Regions from separate parts of the Mus musculus genome. Here all the other regions are linked to region 3. A link is a loop called in an ENCODE intact Hi-C map of the cell type or tissue named here. Cell type or tissue: gastrocnemius. All regions are shown on one strand.

Region 1 (8,000 bases), 160 kb before region 3:
CTGAGAAGAGGGAGCCACCGATGGGGTTGGGGACCCATCACTCGCTCCCCGAGAGCAGACATTTTGGCATAAAGAGGACAGGTGTTCATATGTTCTGAAGGGTTAGGAGGAGTTATGGGGCTAGGAAAGATGGCTCAGCAGGTAAGGTCACCTGCTGCAAAATCTGACGACCTGAGTTTGATCCTGGGTTCCACGTGATATAAGGAGAGAACTGACTCCTGCTACCATTCTCAGTCCTCCACACTGTACAGCAGCTTGCACACCACATCACCACCACCACCACCAACCAACCAACCAACCAACTGACTAACTGCCTGCTTGCCTGCCTGCCTGCCTGCCTGAAAACAAAGTCTGGGCAGTGGTAGACAATCCCTTTAGTTCCAGCACTTGGGAGGCAGGGACAGGCAGATCTCTGTGAGTTTCAGATCTACAGAGGGAGTTCCAGACTCTACACAGAGAAACCCTGTCTCAAAAAGCCAAAACAAACAAACACATAAATAAAATGAACTTTCAAGCTACCTGATGGGCCGTGCCATTCTGATCTACTCTGACTTCTTCCGGATAAATAGAGTCCTGGAAAAGTAGGAGTTAAGCCCCCAGTACACTGACAGACTGATAGACAAGCTCAGTTCTGAATCTGAGATCTCAGGCCTGGGTAACATAGCAAGAATCTTGTGCTTGCCTGCCCGGTCCCACCATGGGAAGAAAATAAAAGAACAAGAGATACAGGTGGAAATGGCTCCAGACAGAGTGTATTTAAATCACTAGAATAACTAATGATCTTCGGTAACAGAGGGAATGCTAGGGCTGTATTACAGAGGCTCACAGATCACGTGCAAACACACACACACACACACACACACACACACACACACACACACACACACACAGAGTTAGTTCTCTGTTTGAAGCCAGCCCAGTCTACAGAGTTAGTTCCAGGATAGCCAAGGCTACACAGAGAGACCCTGTATGGTGGTTTGAATATGTTTGGCCCAGGGAATAGCACTTGTTCTTTGGTAGTGTGGCCTTGTTGGAGTAGGTGTGGCCTTGTTGGTGTAGGTGTGTCACTGTGTGTGTTGGCTTTAATACCCTCATCCTAGCTGCCTGGAAGTCAGTCTTCTCTAAGCAGCCTTCAGAAGATGATGTAGAACTTTCAGCTCCTCCTGCACCATGCCTGCCTGGATGCTGCCATGCCCCCACCTTGTTTTTGTTTTGTTTTGGCTTTTGGTTTTTTTTGAGACAGGGTTTCTCTGTATAGCCTTGGCTGTCCTGGAATTCACTTTGTAGACCAGGCTGGCCTCGAACTCAGAAATCTGCCTGCCTCTGCCTCCCAAGTGCTGAGATTAAAGGTGTGCGCCACTACCACCCAGCTCCCCACCTTAATGATAATGGATTGAACCTTTGAACCTGTAAGCCAGCCCTATGAAATATTGTCCTTATAAGAGTTGCCTTGGTGCCTGTTCACAGCAGTAGAACCCTAACCAAGACACCCTTTCATGAAAAAAACCCTCTCCTCCCTCAAAAAAAAAAAAAAAAAAAAAAAAAGGTTCAGGGAAAGGAGAATAAAATGGGATGCTTTTTGAATTTGGCTTTGGACAGTCAATAGTTAACTACTGAGCTGTATAGTCTTGGCTCAGCATCATCCTCTTAGAAAAGGGTTGGAAGAAAGGAAACATGAGTGAGCAGGGTACTTTTGGATAGCTGTTCTTCTATCCTGGTGTTCAGGGGATGGAGGTCAGACATGGCTGGGCACTCAGTCCAAACTCAGTGTCACCTTGTAAAACTGAGGTCACTATTGTCCAGGGCCAGAATCTGCCCAAACTTTACGGCACCTGCTGGGGCCAAAACAGTAGTCACAGACCCACTACATTTGGCTGCTGCAAGATATGTCACATGAAAACATCCACACACCAACTCTTCACTTTCTAAGAAACAAATTTTTAATAATTTATTTTATTTTTATTGTATGTACATTGGTGTTTTGCCTGCATGTATGCTTGTATGAGGGAGTCGGATCCCCTGGAACAAGAGTTACAGACAGCTGTGAGCTGCCACATGGGTGCTGAAACCTGGTCCTCTGGAAGTCCAGCCAGTCCTCTTAACCACTGAGTCATCTCTCCAGCCCTAGAAATAATTTTTTTAACTTTGTGTGTGTGCACATATTCAGGTATGTGTGTGCAATGCCATTTTTGTGGAGGGCAGAGTAGAGTCTTGGGTGTTGGTTCTAGCCTTCTACCTTGTAGTCTGATCACTGCTACACACTCCCAGCTAGTTCATCTGAGAGGTTTTGGAAATGCTTGTCTCTGAATTCTGTAGGAGCTTGGATTACAGGATAATTACAAACACAGTATGACAACTGACTTGTGCCACAAGAACTTTACCCACCTAGGCATCCCAGTCAGTTTGCTTGCCACTGTGGTACAATCACTTCCCTAACATCCCTAAAGGTCCTCCTTACATAGTCACAATCACACATGGTGGCACGCAGAAGGCACAGTACTCTGCATCATCCAGCCATAACTGAACATTCACTCAGGGGCCAGTCACTCTTTAGCAAAGATAGTCCACACCCGCATACACACAGTATTACACACTGTCACAAAGTCCTCCTCCTTCTTTCTCCCTTCTCTCCAAGAACACAAGGATACTCACGCACTGCCGACGCAGAGCCACGGACACAGAACACTGCACACAGTACTACACAAGGTCACTTAACCCAGAGATACACAGTCACAGCTACAACTATATCCACACAACCCCAGGAATAAAGGTTATCGAGCACACAACACACTACAGGACCACGGGATACCACTTCCACAACCACAAGATCCCGGAACACATAACATCACATATGTTTGCACAGCAACAATCAGATATACACCTTGGAGACAGGTGATTACAACAGCACACTACTTGTAAGCACTGACAACCGGTCACCACCACAATCAAAACCACAATTAGAATCCCGCAGCCCAGTCCTGCTTCAGCGTGCACAACCCCGTTCAGGACACGCCTGTTCCCCACCCCCGTTCAGTACTCCCCAGACCATTTACCTTGGGTCTCAGTAGAAGGCGCGCGCATCCTGCTTCAGCCAAAGGTAAAGGTTTCATCAAAGTTGAGCTACAATGTCAGCTCGCTATGGACTCTGGGAAACGTAGTCCATAGCCACATCAGCCCCGGACAAAGATGGTGTCCTTTCACCTTGGGGTCTGGGCTCAGTGTATTATTGAGACGCCGCCCGTGAAGTACCAAAGAGGAAGTCCCCACTCCAAACATCTTACCAGGCGTGAGCTTATTTGGGTCCAAGTGACAACAATCTACTCTAAGAAACCCCAAATCACAAGAGGCGGCCAGGTTTGTGCGTGGGAGACGGATAAGCAACCCGCAGTGCCTTGTGGGAAGTGTAGTCCAAAGTCGTAAAAGCAGTATTGCTGATAATAGACAACAGCCTGGCTAGGCTTCAGTGAACAAGCCCTGAGATGTCGCGGAGACTTCTGGGAGTGCTCACTCACTCCCTGAGTGCGCAGACGCAGGGGCAGCGAGTGGACATTTTGGTCTTTGTCCGCGGGTCAGCACGGCCGTCGTGTCCACGTGGCGCCAAAGTAGGAGGTGGGATCTGGGCGTCCTGGGTCGGTGGGTTCGGGAGGTTGGAGGGCAGTGTTTCCGATCTTTGGAGGTGTAGCGCGGGGTTCAGGGAGTGGGCTGAAGAGCATTGGATCTTGGTGAAGGCGGAGGTGGGGGCCTCTGAGGAAAGCTTGAGCGTTTGAGACCGAATTTGACTGCAAAGTTTGACCCACTATTTGGAATGATTGAGTGGGTGTGGAGCTGGGTGTAGGATTGTGGGTGGCTATGCTTCACGAGGCAATGAGGAGACCCATGTTGAAGTATCACGTCTGCGCGGTAGTTCCCGAGTCGAAAGTGCTGATAATTATAACGGGGCCATCTTCCCGAAGAGCATCCGTTTTATTTGATTACTTGAAAGGTGGGATGAAGCTAAGGGTTAAATACTTTTAAAACTGTATTTATTGATGGTGAGTTTTATACGCAAATGCATTTCGTGATATGTGCAGAAAGCCTTAGTAAACATGTTTAGATTTTAAAAGACGATCTGTGTACTAAAACGCGGTTGTTTATGAATGGAGGTAGAATACAGATTACTCTGTCATGCTTAATTAAGGAAACATTTGGTTTGGAATTGTTTGTCCCGGGGGTGCCAGCCATAGACTTCATTTCTGATTTTTGAGGTACTTTAATAGAGCTGTTAGGCAAATTCGAGTTTCGGTTTGAAGAGCGTCATTTCACTAAAAACCCAGGATTAAGGGGTCTAATTTAGATTTAGGTTAGGCACAGTTCCTCATTTAAAGCATATATATATATATATATATATATATACATTTATTTGTGTGGGCATGCTTGCCACAGTCGGTTCTGTCCTCCATCATGTGGGTTTAGGGTCGGAATCCAGGTTGTCAGCCTTGGAAGCAAAGCGCCTTTGCACACCCCCCCCCCCAAGCTCTCTCACTGGTCCATGTTTTTAGTTTTTTGAAAAAAACTTAGTGATTACTGTGCTATATCGTAGATGTCATAACTCCTTCACGAGTACAGTTCTGTGAATTGTGTAGCACATGTGAAAAACTACTTCTCCCTGCTGTGGCAGTCATTAAAGACATCCGCAGCTTTGGCTTTTCTCCTAATGGTAAAAGTTAAGCAGTACCTGATTAAGATTTGCAAGTGGGTAGCTTTCAAATTTATGAATAGCTGCCACTAGTTGATACATTGTAAAAACAAAAAACAAAAAAACGAAACAAAAGTAGTTTTTTAAATATCACTGAAGCTGGACACATACACACCTTTAATTCCCAACACTTGGGAGGCAGAGGCAGTTGGATCTCAGAGTTTCAGGACCCCTTAACTACACAGAGAAACCCTGTCTTGAAGAACAAAAACAAAATGACAAGAAATCCCCCAAAGAAAAGCAGCTAGAATGTGAGGGTTTGCTTGTTGCAATTTTTTGGAGGTAATGTGTATTGACTCTTGACTGGGCTATATCCCTAGCCCACAGTTCTGGAAATTGATGCTACAAATGTATCTACTATGTTTGAGTGAAACAATACAGACACAAGTTTGCTCGTGACAGCAAAGTTTAGCCTAGAAAAGTATTAGAAACATTTCATGCTCATCCATTAAAGGATGGTTCGGTTGACCTATGATAATAAGCTTATCCAGTGGTCGTGCAGAAGAATGAGGAGGGAGCTTTATATAGACACTGAAAGGTCTCAGACATAGTAGGACAAGGTTCAGAATATAGACTTGTCAGGAATAAGGTAGCTGTCTTTGAATTTCTTTCTATTGGGGAAAAAGCTTCAGGATAGATAGATGTGTGTGTATACACACACACACACACACAGAATGATTGTTACTGTGGGATAGGGGGTACTAGAATGGATAGGCCAAAGGCAAGTAACCCCATTTACTTTATAACTTACACATATGAGTGTAGTATATGTTCTAAAGTCAGCTTCTTAAATCATTTATTTATGTTTGTGCCTGTGTAAGTTTGGGCACCAGCAGAGTCTTGAAACCTCAAAACCCTCCCCTAGTGACACGCCTCCTCAGACAAGACCTTACCTCCTAATTCTTCCCATAGAGTCCTGCCAACAGGGGACCAGTTATTGAAATACATGAGCCCATGAGCTATTCTCTTTCCACCAACTACAGGAATGTAAAGTTCCATTACACTTAGCTACTGAATGTGAATTCAGCCAACTTACCATATTTTCACTTGCACTAATTTACCATTTTTTTCTGAGATCAGCTGACTGTCATCCTGGTTACCCTGTATAGCTTAGCTTTGCAGACAGATTGGCCTTGAACTTGTTGCAGTCCTTCCACCTCTGCCTCCGGGGTGCTTAGATTACAGGGTTGTGCCGCCATGCTCGGCAGTGTATAGTGTTCGCCTGTTCCCTGTGCTGTTTTCCTAAAAGGAAGTCTAACATGGTCACTTTGTCAGCTGATGCAGGTCTAGAGGCAGAGCTCCACAGTCAACTGCAGCAGCCTGAGCAGTTCCTTATTGTTTTAGGAACCATGACTCAGGTGACTCCAACTTAGAAAATATTCTGCGATTTTTGAGATTGTATTTTAATTACATTTCTCCCTTCCCTTTCCTCGATTTATCTGAACATGTGTGCTCTCTCGAGTGACACATCATGCATAAGGCACTCAGGACAACTTGAAGGAGCTGGTTCTCTTTCCACTATGGTGGTAGAAAGATTAAACTCAGTATTTCAGTATCCACCTCTACTTGGTGATTTTTGCCTGCCCCAAAGTTGGAGTTTATTAAAGTTTTTAGGGACAGGGTATTATTTAGCACAGGCTGGCTTTTAACTGGCTATGTGGTAGCTATGGCTGATCTGTCTCTACTTCCAGACCTGTAGAGTTACCGGTGTGTGCCAACACAACCAATTTCGGTGGCGCTAGGGATTGAACTCACGGCTTCTGATAAGCTAGGCGAGCAGTCTTCCATTTGAGACACACGTCCTCGTCCTGAAGATACCTTAACACAGACTTAAAATCATAAGGGTCAAGAGGCGTGAGGGCACCCAGAAAGGAAGGCGTCCCATAGCACGTGCGTGGGCTTGTCAAAGAAGAGCGGCACTTGACTGTCTCGGCAGGAGTCACAGACGTTCCTGTAGATTAGGAGCTATTATCTTCAAAAGATTGCTAAGGAACTTCACAGGGTGTTTACTGAGGTGCACCTGGTGTGCTTCTGTATAATCAATCAATCAATCAATCAATCTTGAAAATAAAATAAAACTCCCTCACAGGGCTGCAGTAACTTAGGAGAGCTTCTCTGTAAACAAGTTAACAGTCTGATTTACGATTCCCAAAATCCCTACCAAGGTTATATACATTTAGGCCTTGAGGTTGGCTCATTGTTATTAGTATGGAAACTACCCAGGGTCCGGAGACTGGTTCATTTCAGTAAAGTGCCTGTCATGACAGTGTGAGGGCCTTAATTCAGGACCCCCCCCCCCCCCCCGTACAGCATTAATACAGCATTCCTGTAATAATCCAGGCATGCTGGCACCCTCAGCCTGCTCCTGCCTCAGATCATGAGTAACTGGGATGATAGGCTTACTTTTTTTCTCTCTCTTTCTTTCCTTTTTTCATGTAAATTTTAGGATTGGCTTATCTAGTTCTGAGGAATGGAGAATGCCCCCCTAAAATTTTCTATTGAGATTGTATTACGTTTACAAAATAATTTAGAGGAAAGCAGCATCTTTGTGATGTTAGACACTCCGATCCGTGAGCATGTGCTTTGTTCAGGTGGCATTTGGGGTCTTAAATGTTTACATTAAAAACAGCCCAAACGTTATTGTGAGTGCCAGGTGTATAGGTGGGTGCCCAGGTGCCAAGGTGCCATCTGTGAGGGCCAGAAGACAACTCAGTAAGATCTCTTCTTGCATGTGTATGTGAGTTCTAGGTTCTGACCTAGGTTGTCAGGTTTGCACAGAGGGCCATCGCAGCAACCCTGAATGTCTTTACAGAAGTTTTAGTCTATTACTACTGTTACTGTTATTCCTTCTGAGTGCTACAGTGAATGTGGCGATAGTTATTAGAATATAGGAAGCTTTGTAGTTTTTGTGTCTTGTTGTTGTTGGGTGCCCCCCCCCCCCCAAGACAGGGTTTCTCTGTGTAGCCCTGGCTGTCCTGGAGCTCACTCTGTAGACCAGGCTGGCCTTGAACTCAGAAATCCGCCTGCCTCTGCCTCCCAAGTGCTGGGATTAAAGACGTACGCCACCATGCCTGGCGCTTTTTAGCTTTTTATTAACTCTTTTCTTGGCATAGATTACTGTGTTGTTTATATTAAATAATATTGAGATGGGGACACCCTTGTGTTTATTTGGAATTTGATATAAACAGTGTGGCTGTGGCTGCTGCTGGGGATTGAGACTCCAGAGCTGCTGGGCCAAGCACTGTTGCTGAGCCACATGAGGTGC
Region 2 (8,000 bases), 79 kb before region 3:
CTCAGTCTGGGAAAATCCCGGTCCTACAGACCCCGAAATCAAACTCACCCAGACAAAGGCGACGATGGCGAGCCACGAAGCCTGCGCCTGCGCACTCCTTCAGTGAGCTAGCACTCCCAGAGGTCTCTGCCCACCAGGGCTCTGAACTAGAGGATCTTTTTCCATTCTAGTCTCTCTCTTTCGCTCTCTTTTTAACTGTGAACTACATTTCCCAGAAGTCTCAGGGGTTCTAGTTAATTTCCCCTCCACTCTCCCGAGAACTTTTCCCAGTGGATAAGTAGTAAAAGGTTGGAACTCAGATACTACCACTTTTACACTGTGTTACCGCAAAGGACAATGGTGTGCCAAGGTGTGTAATGAGTGCAGCTTAAACTCACAGAATAGGCTTTTCCTTGCCTCCAGGGCGAGATTCCCAGTAAGGCGCAATCCTCTGGGTTTTACGGGAGAGGACGCCATCTTGGCCACCGTGGCGCACTGCTGAACTACATTTCCCAGAAGGCATCTCAGGCTGATAGTTGGCAGCTCTGCAGAGAGTTGTATCAGACTCTGGTGTTAAGGAAGCGATTGCTACAGTATCACAAACTGAAGCCAGGCTGGAATTGAGACTGATAATTGGGTTCAGACTAAACAATCAGGAAAATGAACTATTGTGAAATTGTAATTTTTGTAGCCGTATGTCCTAGGGTTGTGACAGTGTGTAACAATGTGGAAAGCAGTATGCAGGTGAGTTGTGGGGTCCTGTGGGAGGTTTGTTAATGCGTTACCTGAGTGTTAGGTCCCAAAACTGGGGCAAATGGCTGAGATGCCTGTTAACATATCAAAGCAGCTGATGGCCTGGTGAAGGTGTTACAGCTCTAAAGGGAAAGCTATCCTACAGTTGGGAGCCAAGGAATACCACAAAGTCACACCCTACAGCAAACCTCGGGAGAGATGTATTAGGAAAGCCTCAAGAAGTTGGGTGCCTTTGCTTGGGAGAGAATCAACAAAGAACAGAACAGGAGGCAGGCATTATATAGGGTTTGGGGGGAAAGGAGGCGGGGCTTCCAGGGCGGCCTGGGATTCTTCCCCCCGCCCCCGCCCTTTTTTCCTCTATAGAGTGGATCTTGTCTGTATCTCAAGGGGCTGGAAACAGCCTTCTCAGTGGTAGAACAGTCTAGAAGGCTGGCCCTGAATACTCTTGCACATCAAGGGACTGGGCCAGGCCATTAGATTAGTATAGAGGTGGGGCCTGGCTACCTGTGCTTGTCCTGGGCTACCCTGCCTCCTACCCTGAAATCTCCCACCAGAGTTGGGCTGTCCCTTCCCCAGCTTCTCTTCCCTATATAATCTAGCCCGTTTGACCTCTTGTCCACCATGCTTGGTTTTCTGCTCTCCTGACCTCTAGGCTTCTGCCTCTCTCCTTATCAAACAGCCCAGTGTGAAACCAAAAAGGTGCCACCGTGAACTGTGAGCTAAATTCTTGATCCTGGAATATATGACTGTCCTTATGGCTTACCAATATGTCTTACCAGATACCTTCCCAGGTACCCTTTTACATGATACATTCCCACACCCACCCCACACACAGCCTTGAGCCCAGCCCCCCCTTCTGTCCAGATTTTTAACAGCCAGTTATAGCTACAGCTTTATTTATTTATTTATTTATTTATTTAATTGTATGTGAGTACATTGTTGCTCTCTTCAGACATACCGGAAGAGGACATCAGATCCCATTACAGATGGTTGTGAGTTGCTGGGAATTGAATTCAGGAATTCTGGAAGAGCAGTCGGTGCTCTTAACTGCTAAGCCATCTCTCCAGCTCTCTACACCTATTTTCTATCAACCCTAACCCTTCCCCATAAAAGGGACTCCAAGAGCCAATAAGAAGCAGCTCTCTGAAACCCTGACTTCAGGAGAGGCAGCCTACTTGCGGGCTTAGATTTTTTTTTTTTTCAAAACCTACTTTATTTAGGGTTCTTAAACACTTCAACTTCCCTTCTAATCCACCGACCAGAAGCAAGGGAGAAAGGTTAATAGGAAAAGGGAGTCACAGACCCATTTAGAAGTAGTTTCTCGGGGCAATCCCACTCTTCCTTGTCAGGATTCCAGCAGTCCAGGCCAATAGCAAACACCAAAAATGAATCAGTAGTGGCGGCAAGATCCAGCAGAAACTGCAACTGGCCCAAATCAGAGGGAGCAGCCAGGAGCAGCCGGAATACCACGAGAAGTTCTTTGGTGCATTTCTCTCGACAAAGTGAAGACCAGCGAAGCTTTGTACGGAATAGGAATGCAAGAGCATCCTCTCACTGTTTGTGGGGTTCCATTTATGTTCTTTCTAAACATTATGTGCCTTCTGAAGAGTCTGGTTTCAGCAAAACATCACGTGCCCTCTCATAAGGGAGCTTCCGGAAAAACATCACCTGGCACAATTGAGTCGTCAGAGAAACCAGAAAGTCCCACCTCACAGCAAACACTTTACCAACTCAGCTACCTCTCTGGCAGTCTTTTACAATTTTGTTTTGTATTTATTTCTTTGAGACGAGCTCAAATAGCCAAGCCTGGCCTCAAAGCCCTGCATAGCCTTGAACTCCTGATGCCCCTTATACGTTTAGGAATTATAGTTGTGTCTTACTTTTTTTTTACTTTTTTTTTTTTTCCAGACAGGGTTTCTCTGTAGCCCTGGCTGTCCTGGAACTCACTCTGTAGACCATGCTGGCCTCAAACTCAGAAATCTGCCTGCCTCTGCCTCCCAAGTGCTGGGATTAAAGGCATGTGCCACCACTGCCTGGCTCATTATTAGTATTCTAATTTTAGGAGTCCAGTGATTCCAATCAGAATGGTCTTCTAAAACTTATGAACTGTATTGAGATAATATTAGCAATATAAAGGTTTGCAATTAACAGGCAAAAATATCTTTGGTATATAGATAATTTGTAGAATGTACATAGCCTAACATGGCCTTAAATTCCCTATGTAGCCCAAGCTGGCCTCAAGTTTCTTCTGGTCCACTTACCCCGTAGCCCAGTGCAGGGTTCCAGACATCATTATGCCAACCCAAGCTCTTTGTTGATAAGATTGTCTAAACTTGAGGTCAGAACAGAATATTGAATCTAGAAACATGAATGAATTCACGGAGCATTGGTAATTTATTGTGGCAGTATCCCAGGTCAGTGGGAAAATCGTGGATGACTGAAAAAACAGTATCAGGATAATATAATAGTGTGGGAAATTAATAGGTGGCTGATGTCATCATTGGTTTAGGAATTACAATGTCTCTGCAGAAAACAGAGAGAGACAGAGAGGCAGAGACAGAGAGAGAGACAGACAGAGAGAGAGACAGAGACACACTGAGCCTGGTATGGGCTTTTGAAACCTCAAAGCCCACCCTCCAATAATAACACACCTCCTCTAACATGGCCATATCCCCTAACCCATCCCAGGCAGTTCCATAAACTAATGACTAAGCATTCAAATGTATGAGCCTATGAGCCAGCTCATTCAAATCTCCGCACCCAGCAATCCCAAACTTCACTTCCCTCTAACATGCCTGGTTAGTATACCCGTTATCATTGGGGTAGTCTACCGGCAGCTCTCCCTCAGCTCCATTCTATTCTGGGTAACTTCATATCCTTATAAGATCTTCATGTCTTTATAGTATCTATTTCGTTAGGACTGTGGCAGCTTTGCAATTAACAGAGAAGTGAGGTAAGCCGTGTTGTCCCTATTTTCTGAAGAGAAAATCTTGATTTATACAGAGATGTAGTCTTTTAACTTCAATGTCGTTTTAAAAGATTTAATGTGAGTGCTCTGCTGCATATACATCTGTAGGCCAGAAGAGGGCATCATATCCTCTTATAGATGATTGTGAGCCACTATGTGGTGGCTGGGTATTGAACTCAGGTCCTCTGGAAGAGAAGCCAGTGCTCTTAATCGCTGAGTCATCTCTCTAGCCCCAACTTTAATGTCTTTTTCAGACCGACTGACTTGTTATCTCCTGGACTAGGTATATTTATTGGTTATGGAAATCACTTCAAAGGAAGATGCTTTCTCCAAGTGTTCCACTGTAGTTTTTAATGTAACTACCTCTCAGTAGCCAGGGATGACCCTGATCCTCCTGCTCCTCCTGCGGGCTAGCATTAGAAGCATGTGGGAATCCAAGGTGTGGTCCTGGTATCCACCCTTTCAACCTACAGGACCTGCTAATGAGTACCAAGCCAAATGCATGTCCAGAACAAGTCACACATCTGCGGAGGAGATCTGTTCCTGCACACTTCTGGGGCGGGGGGAAACTCGGCCGCTAGAGGTGGCCAAGCAAAGGCTTAGCTCTCTGAGAAATTGAGATAACTTTCCCCCTTCAATATATTTTTTTTCGTATTGCACTGAATTATATTACTAGAAGTCTCAGCCGCATGATTATGCTTACTATGCAAATCACACTCCGCCCCCTACCAGTTCTCCGCCCCTTTCCTGATGCAGTCTATCCTCTACAGATAATACCAAAAGTCCGGGAAATCAACAGATTCCTAACTTTTTTGAATGATTTTAAATGCAGTAGTGGAAGCTGATATAGGGTTCCATGTATCCTGAGGATGCGTTTCTATTTGGGGTGTCCTCCGCTCGTCCACCACACTGAGGGACCGTTAGAAGCCCCGCCCATCGGGAGCCATCTTGTCTGCCGCGTTCCCTCGGACTGACTACATTTCCCAGAGGGCTCCCTGGCTTCTCGCGGGAAGATCACGCGCCTGGCGTGACTTCAGAGCTTTGCTGGCAAGAGGGGAGGTGCACTGAAGGATTGCAGGGCTTTGGCAGCTTGCAAGGAAGGCCTTTGGTGCGGAACCCGGGAGGAGGCGGGGCGAACGCCGAGGCTGGGCTTTGTGCGGCAGAGGAGTCGGAATTGTGCGGCTAATTTGTGAACAGTGATCGCGGCGCTAAGGGGCTGGACTGGTGATGAGCATCAGTTTCTGCTAACACCGTGGCGGCCACCACCCCTTGGTGAGTGGGAGGGAGCGAGCTGGGGACACGTGCGGCATTGTGTGTGGATGTGGAGAGCTGCTGACTGGGTGAGTGTTCTGTCTCTGTAGGGGCGTGCGACTGTGTGATGTTGTGACCACGTGCAGCACAGTGCAGGCGCAGATACCTGTGGATTCTGTGTGGTAAAAGTGAAGTTGTGCTTAAGTTACTTTTTGAGCCCCTAGTAGGTAGTCCTGTCTTCTCGTAGGTAGGTTTCCGATAGCCGAGTGTCTCTGTTGTGGGTCTGTGTGTGGGTTGTGAGTGTGAAGTTTTGAATGTGTATCTTGCGTGCATTCTTCTTTAGCCTTTGCTCATTTTAGAGGTTCATTTGTGAGCTATCATGCTTTTCTTTGTCTTTTACTTTGTTTATTTGGACAGCTGTGTAGGACTTCCCCGTGTTAAGTGGGATAGCGGCTTAACTGAGTCTTTGTGCTGTTTGATATTTCAGGATCTGAAGCATTTATACATCTCGACTATTAAGGGTAGCCATATGAGTATTTCCAACTGTTTTTAATGTTTACTTTTAAAAATTCACTTTACATCCTAATCTCAGCCACCCTCCTTCCTCGCTTCCCAGTCCTACCCTTACAAATCCCTCCCTCCATCTCCCCCTTACCTTGTCCTCTGGGCAGGAGAGTCCCTCTGGGTACCACCCCTCCCTGGGGCACCTAGTCCCAGCAGGTCTAGGAAGCACAATCAGGCAGTCGAAGTAGGGGGTGATCCAATGACAGGGAACAGAGATGGAGACAACCCCCGCTCCACTTCTTAGGGGGACCCACATAAACACCAAGCTCACACTTGCTACAAACGTGTAGGCGTGGGGTGGGGAGTGTGCTTAGGTCCAGCTCTTCCATGCTCCCTGGTTGGTGACCCAGGCTCTGTGAACCTCCATGCTCCCAGGTCAGTTGACTCTGGGTCTTCTTGTGGTATCCTTGACCCCTCTGGCTTGCTCACTTCTATCCCATACTCTTCCACAAGACTCCCCAAGCTCCACCTGATGAGTGTGGCTCTCTGCATCTGCCTCCATCCACTGCTGGGTGAAGTCTCTCAGGAGACAGTTATGCTAGGCTGCTGTCTGCAAGCACAAGAGTATCATTAGTAGAGTTAATTAGTTTCTCTCACATGGGATGGGTCTCAAGTTGGGGCAGTCATTGGATGACTGTTCCCTCAGTCTCTGCTCCATATTTATCCCTGCACTTTCTATAAACAAGACAAATTTTGTGTTGAAGATTTTTGGAGTGGATTGATGTCCCGTCCCCCTGCCTCTGGAAGTCTTGCCTGGGTACAGGAGGTGGCCCCATCAGTCTCTATAATTCTCCTCTAGTAGGAGTCTCAGCTAAAGTCACCCCATAGGCTCCCTGTAGCCTCTTCCTTCCCAAGGCTCTAGCTAGTCACCAGAGATGCCCCCCCTCCCACCGCTGGTTTCCATTCTCCCAGCCCTCTCTCGCCCTCCCTACTTGATCGCCATCCCTGTTCCGATCCTCACCCCCTCTCCTACCCATTTTCCTCTCTCCATACATCTCTGATGATTATTTAGTTTCCCCTTCTGAGTGGGATTCTCAAACCCTCCCTTGGACCTCCTTATTACCCAGTTTCTTCTGGTCTGTGGATCATAGCTTAGTTATCCTGCACTTTATGGCTAATGTCCACTTATCAGTGAGTACATACGGTGCATGTCTTTCTGACTCTGGGTCACCTCACTCAGGATGATGTTCTCAAGTTCCATCCATTATCTGCAAAATTCATCTGAAGTATATGGCACTTATTCATCTCATCAAATAGTAGACATTTGAGTATTTCTAACTTTTAATCTTATAAACATTCTGCCATGTCTGTTTTAATTTTTTTCTTTTGAGACAAAGTCTCACTGAATAGCCCTGGATGGCCTGGGACTTAGTCTGTATTCCAACCTGGACTTGAACTCACAGATCCACCTGCCTCTGGCTCCAGAGTGTTGGGATTAAAGGCGTGCGCCTCCACAGCAGATGTGTTATAATTACCTTTACAGTAGGATGCAGGAGCTTCAGTTCCCACACCCTCTTCTAACCCCAAAAAAGGTTTAAAATGTGATTTAAAATAAAAGATTTAATTTTAAACTATGTATGGTTGTGCAGGTCTTTGACCCCAGCACTCTGGAGTCAGAAGCAGGTAGATCTCTGTGAGTTCAATACCAGCTTGGTCAACAGAGTGAACGCCAGGACAGTCAGAGCTATGTAGAGAGACCTTTTCTCACAAAACCAGAGAGAGAGAAGCAGAGAGGTGGGAGGGAGACGTGAGTCAGTCTGTGAAGGCCTGGGTGGTCTAAGCCTCCGGCAGTGCTGTTGTCTCAGTCTCGGGAGTGCTGAGATTCAGACACTTGTATCATGATCTACCCTATACAAGAATTGTATTGTTGTGCCAGGAAGTGGTCATGAACCCCAAAAGGCCATCAGGGTCTCTTTATTACAAGCTTAGACTTGGACTCTCCTCCCTCCCAGCCTTGTCACAACAGAATCCTTGAGCCCTCAGCAGGACAAGTTTTTATAGGAAAATAGGAGCAGGGGAGGGAGGGAGGGAGGGAGGGAGGGAGGGAGGGAGGGAGGGAGGGAGGGGGTGTCCAGTCTGGCAAACATCTAATAGAAAGGCTATTAAGCCGACAGGTGGGTGCCCTGAAGCAAGACTGTAGATAATCACAAACAAGCTGAAAGTACACCCAAAATAACCAGACTAATCTTTGATTAACTGTTGCTAGGAAGTAGCTAGGGAGTAACTCTGGGGTATGGGCAAGGACAAGCCCTGGGGTCCTTCCTGGTATGTGGGTGCAGCTTGGGTTCTGCTGCAGGTCAAGTTCTCAGGCTTTTTTTTTTTCTCTTTAAGATGGAGGCTGGTTCCAAGGTGGAGTAGGTTTGGCCTCTCAGTATATCTTCATGTGTGTGCTTATGTGCCCAAGAGCCATATTGCCCAAACCCCTCCTGTCCCATTCCAGAGCCTGGCTCTCTGAAGTTAGGGATGTTGAGATATCTGTCTGTTC
Region 3 (8,000 bases):
AAGGAAGAGCAGTCAGTGCTCTTACCCGCTGAGCCGTCTCTGCAGCCCCGGCTTGTTTTCTAATGACAGAAAAAAGGATGTGGATTTGGACTGTGGAAATGTAATCAGCATATAATGCATGAAAATAAATCTCTGCTAATAACGACAGAGAGAGAGCGGGAGCGGGGCAGTGTATAGGGGTGGGAGGGAGAAACTGGGCCAGTAAGATGGCTCAATGGGTAAAGGCCTGGCAAAATAATTCAGTTCTTGGGACCTGGGTAAAGATGGATGGAGAGGACCCATGCCAGAGTTGTCCTCTGGCCTCTTTGTGCATGCCATCCCCCACTCCAATAACTAGAATGATAAAGAGAAATCTAATGTCTAAGGATCAAGGTGAGGGAACATTAAAGCACTGGGAGCGATGACACGCTTGTGCGTATGTGTGCAGGTGCACACGCGTAACGTCACTGATTTAACCAGAGCTTGAAACGTGTTCATGAAACACTCAGCAAACGCTTGTGGTGGTGCAGGCCAATTTCCCCAGCACCTATAAAGCTGAGGCAGGAGAATTGTCAGTTTAAGGTCACCCTGAGCTACACAGCACTTTGTCTCAAACAAAACAAATCTATCTATAGGTGCTGGAGAGATGGCTCAGCAGTTAAGAGCACTGGCTGCTCCTGAGGACTGGGGTTCACGCCTCAAAAGCCACATGGTGGCTCATGACTGTCAGTAACTCAAATTCTAGGGGACCTAATGCCCTCTTCTGGTTTCCATGGGCATGCAAGTGAAACACAGACATACATGTAGGCAAAAGACCCATACACATACTAATAATGATAATAATGATAATGATAATAATAATAATAATAATAATAATAAAGTCAACGTTCTCCATAAAGGACATGAAAATCACAGCAGGCACTTCTGAACTTCAGTGGGGGGATGCGCTTACTCAGTGACAGCAGGTTGCTGTAGTTATCCAACATCACAGCTCGGTACAGATTCCTGTGGGAATGGCGCAAGCACTCCCACTCCTCCAGAGAGAAGTAAATGACCACATCCTCGAACCTCAGATCCTGAAACCACATGCAGACACGCCATGTGAGAAACTAAGACAGAAGACATCAGAGAAGACAGTCCCCAAACACCTGCACCCTTCCACAAAGGCAGGCCAGTGTGGGAACAGAGGTGCCCATGCGGGCTCTGAACATGCCTTCTCCTTGGCCCTTTGCATCAAGTCTATGACATGGTGTTTCTCAACGGAATGTCATTGTACATGCAAGTACAGCATCCTCTGTTCCACAGCAGAACGTGCGTGTGTGTGTGTGTGTGTGTGTGTGTATGTGTGTGTGTCTGCCTGTCTGTCTGTCTGTCTTTATTAAACTTTTCTAACTGGTCACTTTTCTAAACCTAGCTGTAACTCTGTGCTTTAATTTTGTTTGTTTGTTTGTTTTTCGTTTCCTTGTGTCACCCTGGCTGTCCTGGGACTCACTCTGTAGACCAGGCTGGGGCTGTCTGGAGGAGGCGGCAGGGAACGCTGAGGATGCATGTCATCAACAGACGTCATTGTCAAGGATTTTTAAAAGCATACATGGCAGAATCAATGACATGGTCACAGCTGTGTCACAGGGTTGTGACTAGGATTGAATAAGATCACATTGGGAAGAACCTCAAGCCACCGCGACACAGCAAGTGCTTAAGCTGGTGGTTTTGGTCAGTGCCATCCTGCACTGGAAACACTTCTGGGGCCAATCATATGCATAGACAAAAGACTCCAAAATCAGTAACCACTGAGTGTCTCTGGGTGACTAATGTTCTTGATCAGTTCAATTATTATTTTTTTTCAGAAATCTTCTTTACTAATGTACATACAGAATGCAATCAAAGCTTTCCATCTTGTAGAAAAGTACACGGAAGAGGCCAGGCAGACACCCTAGGGTGTTACAACTTTTCAGCAAGAATGCCATCCCTACAGTGACCCTAGAGGGGACAACAAAGAAACTAGGCAGATATAACCTTATTCTGCTAACTGATCAGGTTCACTGCCAAGACTTTGTTCTTCTAATGAACAAAAGCCTGGGAAACGGAAGTTGTAGACTTATTTGTACAAAGCAGCCTCCCTAGACTGGTGTGGGAAAACTACTCCACGAACATGGCTTTCTCTTTTCCACACCACCTGAGTCTCCCAAGATTTTCAGCAGCATTGAGAAACCGAGAAGTTTTTCCATGAACAAAGTGGAAATGCGGCTTACCTTGGCCATGTCCTTAAAGGCAAAACTCTTCATTCTTCCTCTTGCGGCTTCTTGGAAAGAGTAAGAGGTGGGAAATGGTTAGGAAACTGTGCTCAGAGAGAGCATTCCCCTGCACCATCCCACCTATCCCAAGAGGACAAAGAGGCCCAGACCTCACTACCTTCACTTAGTAAAAAGGAGGCCTTATGACCCAGACTGGGATCCTGGGGCAGAGTCTCTGCAGCCACCGTCTTGAACAAGTCACATCTCAGCCATCTCAGACGGTGAGCAGGGCTGGGTTCGTCTGATTAGTCCCTGGCTGAGGGAGAACCTTACTCCACTGTCTTCAGCCCCAGCATTTCACAGTGAGCCCAAGTCTGGCTCGAAGACACTGCCTAAGAGTGTGTAAACTGCTGTCCTTCAGTCTTCGGCATCTACAGATGAGGATGGGAGCGCTAAGGGTTCCAGAACTCCCACCTTGAACCTAGAGCTAGCCTGAGGAACAGTAGTCACAGCACTGGAGAGCGGCATGCATGCAGAGGGTTGGAGAGTGCTGGCAGCTGTGGTCCTTTGTAACCAGGAGTTACGAAGGCTTTCTACGGTTGGGAGTACATGCCAGTCAGACTCCAGCCAGTGTAGACCCAGCTCCCAAGGACAAGAGTCCACTGTGCTCACTGGGCCACAGCTGATGCTGGGCATCATGGAGTGTCCCTTATACACACCTACTAATGTCTCTAACATAGGAGAAAGGAAGCAGAAAATGCAGCAAGCAGAGTCAAAAGGAGCTCTTTCTTCAGTGTCCCTCTTGCACCCTCTACTGACTAAGCTTAACATCACACCCGCTGTTAAGTGGCGAATCACAGTTCATGCCAAGGAGTAACTAAACCTTCAATCAGGACATAAACTGGAGTTGGCAGCCTTTCCCTCTGGCTGCCCAGTTCCTTTACAGCATCAGACACATGTTTACGCTCCCTTATGACAACTTAGCTCTTCAGTCCTACCTAGGAACTTGAAGCTAAGCAAATGAGAAGATGCACAATCCTAACAGTTGGCTATCAACACTAACTGGCTAATTAGTGGCTGTATTAATTACTTTTCAAATTTAGGTGCACTACACTTAACACTCTATGACCTAAAGAATATGTTATAGCTGGGTGTCTGGTGCATGCCCTTAATCCCAGCACTTGGGAGGCAGAGGCAGGCCGATTTCTGAGTTCGAGGCCAGCCTGGTCTACAGAGTGAGTTCCAGGACAGCCAGGGCTACACAGAGAAACCCTGTCTCGAAAAACCAACAAAGGAACCCCCCACAAACAACAACAACAAAAAGAAAAAGAAAAACAAAAACAAAAAAAGAAAAACATGGCTGGCGAGATGGCTCAGTGGTTAAGAGTGCCGACTGCCCTTCCAAAGGTCCTGAGTTTAAATCCCAGCAACCACATGGTGGCTCACAACCATCCCTAACGAAATCTGATGCCCTCTTCTGGAGTATCTGAGGACAGCTATAGTGCACTTACATATAATAAAGAAATAAATCTTAAAAAAAAGAAAAAAGTTCTAAAAATCTGTATATAAAATAAAAATTTAAAAAACAAAGATAATATATAAACACATGTAATAAGATAAAATATACAAAGTTAATAGCAGCCTTTACATCTGTAATGGATACACATTATGCTTAAAGCCTGTAGCTTCCTTTTTCTTTTCTTTTTTTTTTTAAATAGGTATTTTCCTCATTTACATTTCCAATGCTATCCCAAAAGTCCCCCATACCCTCCCCCCCACTCCCCTACCCACCCACTCCCGCTTTTTGGCCCTGGCGTTCCCCTGTACTGGGGCATATAAAGTTTGCAAGTCCAATGGGCCTCTCTTTCCAGTGATGGCCGACTAGGTCATCTTCTGATTCATATGCAGCTAGAGTCAAGAACTCAGGGGTACTGCTTAGTTCATATTGTTGTTCCACCTATAGGGTTGTAGCTTCCTTTTCAAGAATGTATTTATTCTCTACCACTGTACTTCAACATTCTGGGCTTCTACAGGCATTTAAAGGACCAACCAGTCCTTATGTTTTACAAGCAGGGTGGCCTAAATCTTCATTCCGGAGGTCAGATTCCTCAGTCACCTCCCCTGTCCCCCCTTTCAGTGCTGCCATGTCCCACCAAGTCACCCAGACTGAGCAAGAGCCAGCCAGAGCTCTACACCCCTACTGCCTCGTGCAGCTACAAGCCAGGTTTTCATGAAGTCACAATCATTCCAACCAGTAAGCTGTATTTCTGCCAATTTTTAATCTCCCCCTAGTCTGAGTTCTGTGAGCTACTTGAGCAAAGTAACTGAGTCTGAGGAAAGGGTATGTGTACCTCAACTTACAGCCAGCTGAACAAAATTTAAAAACCACTGGAGCTTCTGAGATGGGGACAGCATCAGAACTCATCCCTGCCTACCCCCCTTTCTTGTTATTTTCTGTCCTGTAACTCTTTCTGTAGACCAGACTGGCCTCAAACTCACAGAGATCCCCCTCCACCTCCCCCTCCCTCCTGAGTACCGAGACTAAAGGTGTGCGCTACCACTGTTCCAGCCTTCTGGAGACTAAGCTGAGAGTGGAATTTTCTGGGAAATCCCAGTACTGGGTCAGTGTCCTCCCGGCTTGCATAAGAAACTATTGTCTTTAATCTAAGGACATGTATTCTGCCTTGGTTTACCATCTGTGACATTTGTCATATACTAGGAAGAGTTAAAGATTCATGAAGATTGTTTGTTAGCCTTCTCAAGTGGATCTAATTAATTAGCCATGTTCTCTGTGTTTGGAAATCCCGTTTCCTGCTCCTTTCCCACGCTGGTGGGAGTGAACACTTGCTGCGCAGCCAGAGCCTGCCTCCAGAAAAGCAAGCTTAGGAACCCGCCATGCTCCTCCTGGTGTGAGAAACCCGCCACGCCTCCACTTGCAGCTCCCTTGGCCAGACTAGGGGACAAACAAGTACCAAGTTCTCAGTCCCTCAAACTGCCCATCCTCACTCACATGGCCCTGGGACAGCCTAACTCCCTCTGTCTGAATCTCCTTAGTCGTCCTGCAGTGCCTAGTAGCAAGAGCGGAAACCCTAAGTGCATCTAAGTCCCATTTCTAGCTGGAAGTAGAAGCTACTTCAGCAGCTGCTTCCAAAGTGTAACTGATTGCCTATTCCCATGTCACTGTCTAGGGTGACTCACTGTCCACTGACATAATTTAAATTTTAGGGTTAGGAAGCTAGCAGACATCAGCAGGCGTGGAGACCCCTCCCCCATGGCACCCTTCTCCGCTAGGATTTCCCACACTAGAGACTGTCCTAAGACTTCTTGGATAAGTCTTTATCCACCTCTGCCCAGCAGGAAAAGAACTACTCAATCCGCAAGTGTCTCCCCTCCCTCTCCTGTCATCTGGCTAAAGAAAAAAGAAAAAAACCAAAACACAAAAACAAAAAAACAAACCACCACCACCAATAACAACAACAAAAAAACCCCAAACCCTCAAGAATGTTAGCTGGGGCCCGCCAGTGTCTAAAGGTCCTCTACAAACTTGTTTTTCTAGATTCCTGCTCGTCCCCACTTCCAGGCTAACACTGCCTCCAGGTCACAGAGACAGCTTCACTGAAACTACTGATAACCATCCATCAGACATGTGTCACAGAATCTCCCCTTCTTCTGAGACTGACAAAAGGGACAGACTGCCATGCTGTGACATGGGCTGAGCGCTCCCCATCGTGTTGGTGTCTGTCTGCTCCTCTATGATGTTAGTAACTTTTAATAAATCTCATACATAAGAAGAAGAGAACAAGACATCGTGAATCATGCGGAAGAAATCTAAAACAGTGGTGGGAAACCACCACTCTTCCGCCCAGCTCACTAACAGAGACTATACTGGGCATACTTGGTACATGTAAATGGCTTTTGTGTTGCTCAGTTGTTAAATTTAGTTGGAGCAGAAGCAGCGCCAGTTAGTTACATGGGAACAGCGTCAGTCATGCTCCTGAGGCAGCTGCTGAAGCTCCCCGTGGGTCTGGCACAGGCGCTTTGCGCAGCTGGCACCATCTGTTATCTGCTGGTGCAGTCATCCGTCAAAATTACCACTGTGACCCGCATTTCCACGGCTCGCTGCGCTAAGCAAGGAAACTATTAGGATGGAATTAACAGCACTACAAATGATGAGTTTTCATAAACATACACCTCACGTTACCCAGCGACCCTTGCCTCTCTGTTCATCTAGTCAGGAGAGACGAAATGCTTCTCTGCATGAGGTGGATGCTCTGGTTGCTTCCTTGCTGACAGCCCCCAAACTGGAAGCTGTTGGGCTATTCCCCGACAGGTGGCTGGATAAGTTAGTTGTGGGAACACTGCTAATAAAAAGAAGCTACTGAGACAGCAGTGTGGCGAAAGCTCCCAGGATCTGAGCAAACAAAGGCAGCTGCCGCCGACGGTGCCCGATTCCACTTATGTGAAGGGCTAGAATGTGCAAACTAATCCAGGATGGAAGTTAGAACTGGTGACTTTAGATTGGAGTCTTCCGAGGAAAGGGGCAGAGGACACTGCTGGGAAGTGGACTAGACATTCTATTATCTCTTCTAAAGTAGACACATATGTCTGTGTGCAAATTTATCAAGATGCAGACTTAGGACTATGTAAATGCTTTCATTTTTAAAAAGGAAAATTTTAGTCTTTAAAGAAGATAGTATAGTTTCTGGAGTCCAGGATTGGTAAGGAACTAAGAGGAGAGAGGATGACAGCCTGACCTATGGAGACTATTTCAGAGCAAAAGTAGAGAGCAGCTAACAGGCTGACTTCTTGTTTTGTGTGTACAAAGCTTGGACGCCGCTGCATCTTCTCAGACTCACCCAAACAGTGCGGCCCAGGAGAAACTATCCCTCTCAGTTCTGCGACACGGGCAGACACGAGCCTCACACCAGACTAGAGCAGATACAGGCAGACATGAGAGTCACACCAGACTAGAGCAGAAGCCACAGAACACAAGGCATGGGGTAAAAACCCCACACCAGTGCTGATGCGTTCCTAGCCGGCATCCCTATGCAATGCTGAGTCCCAGTCTCAGGAGAGCGCTGCCACACACTTTCAGGAGTTTCTTTTTATATATAAACAAATTGGATTTTATTTAAAATATAAGGGGTTGTTATCCATTTTGGTTAATAAAGTTGGCCTGTAGTGTTTTAACAGGATTTAGTGCGATCACACAGATTGGCATGCCAAGGGCATTTTGAAAGCTAAATACAAGAATCAAGAGATTGCTTAGTCTGTGTGGCTGAAACATTACACCCAGCAACTTCCCTCCCTTTCTCTACAAACCCTCAGGCAATTCCACAGTTGCATCTGGCAGTTCAAGTTTCAACATTTCAACGCAGAAGGGTTGAGGGGAAGCTGGAAAAAAAAAGCATAAAATGCAAACTGTAACTGACAGAGGCAGCTGCCACTTGTGGCAGGCCAGAGACTCGACTGTGTCAGTTTTTTCTTCACAGTTGCCCTGACATCTTCCCAAGTGGACTGTGGTCACTACATTCTTGAGCAAATGTACCCAAGAGTCAGGATGGAGAAGGCTGAAGAGCAGAATATACTGTGCATCTGCTCCTAAGTGGTACATGTGACTAAGACCAAACCCAGAGACCATGGATAGCCTGCAAACTGGCAAGTAGAAAGGTGGAGGATGGTACCACAGGCATTGGAGAGCACCCATTTCCTCCTGTCCAGCGCAGCACCCTGAGCGACAGCACCTGTTGCCCTACCCTGGCAACAAAGCACAGCAAACACATGCCA

What was found. Peaks named below come from ENCODE experiments on the same cell type or tissue, not always from the same donor. Only the 100,000 strongest peaks of a DNase experiment are listed, where the experiment ranks them.
Region 1: a loop joins it to region 3, with 4 times the contacts of the local background. A loop is called at or near these places in 5 of 42 quality-filtered maps.
Region 2: it touches region 3 in a loop (10-fold over the local background); 10 of 42 quality-filtered maps call a loop at or near these places.

What each region holds. Positions count from the first base shown.
Region 1 is chr7:30,165,268-30,173,267 of GRCm38, reverse strand. Zfp146 (zinc finger protein 146) reads left to right here and starts at 3,527. Exons shown (of 2, transcript NM_011980.4): 1 at 3,527-3,609. Gm5113 (predicted gene 5113) reads right to left here and starts at 3,393. Exons shown (of 3, transcript NR_157376.1): 1 at 3,054-3,393. In gastrocnemius, no CTCF peak of the experiment used is centred here; DNase peaks (open chromatin) are centred at 3,135 and 3,483; H3K4me3 peaks cover 2,489 bases; H3K27ac peaks cover 2,149 bases.
Region 2 is chr7:30,087,260-30,095,259 of GRCm38, reverse strand. It overlaps Zfp566 (zinc finger protein 566), which reads left to right and starts at 4,750. Exons shown (of 4, transcript NM_152814.2): 1 at 4,750-4,972. It overlaps Zfp260 (zinc finger protein 260), which reads right to left and starts at 184. Exons shown (of 3, transcript NM_011981.4): 1 at 49-184. In gastrocnemius, CTCF peaks have their summits at 131 and 3,814 (motif pointing right); DNase peaks (open chromatin) are centred at 467, 772, 4,737, 5,685 and 1 more place; H3K4me3 peaks cover 3,089 bases; H3K27ac peaks cover 3,527 bases.
Region 3 is chr7:30,008,121-30,016,120 of GRCm38, reverse strand. Zfp568 (zinc finger protein 568) reads right to left here. Exons shown (of 10, transcript NM_001167872.1): 7 at 2,232-2,281; 8 at 932-1,055. Among named protein-coding and RNA genes, the nearest start is that of Zfp568, 28 kb to the right of the region's middle. In gastrocnemius, a CTCF peak has its summit at 3,031 (motif pointing left); DNase peaks (open chromatin) are centred at 3,034, 6,264, 6,575 and 7,957; H3K4me3 peaks cover 2,004 bases; H3K27ac peaks cover 5,053 bases.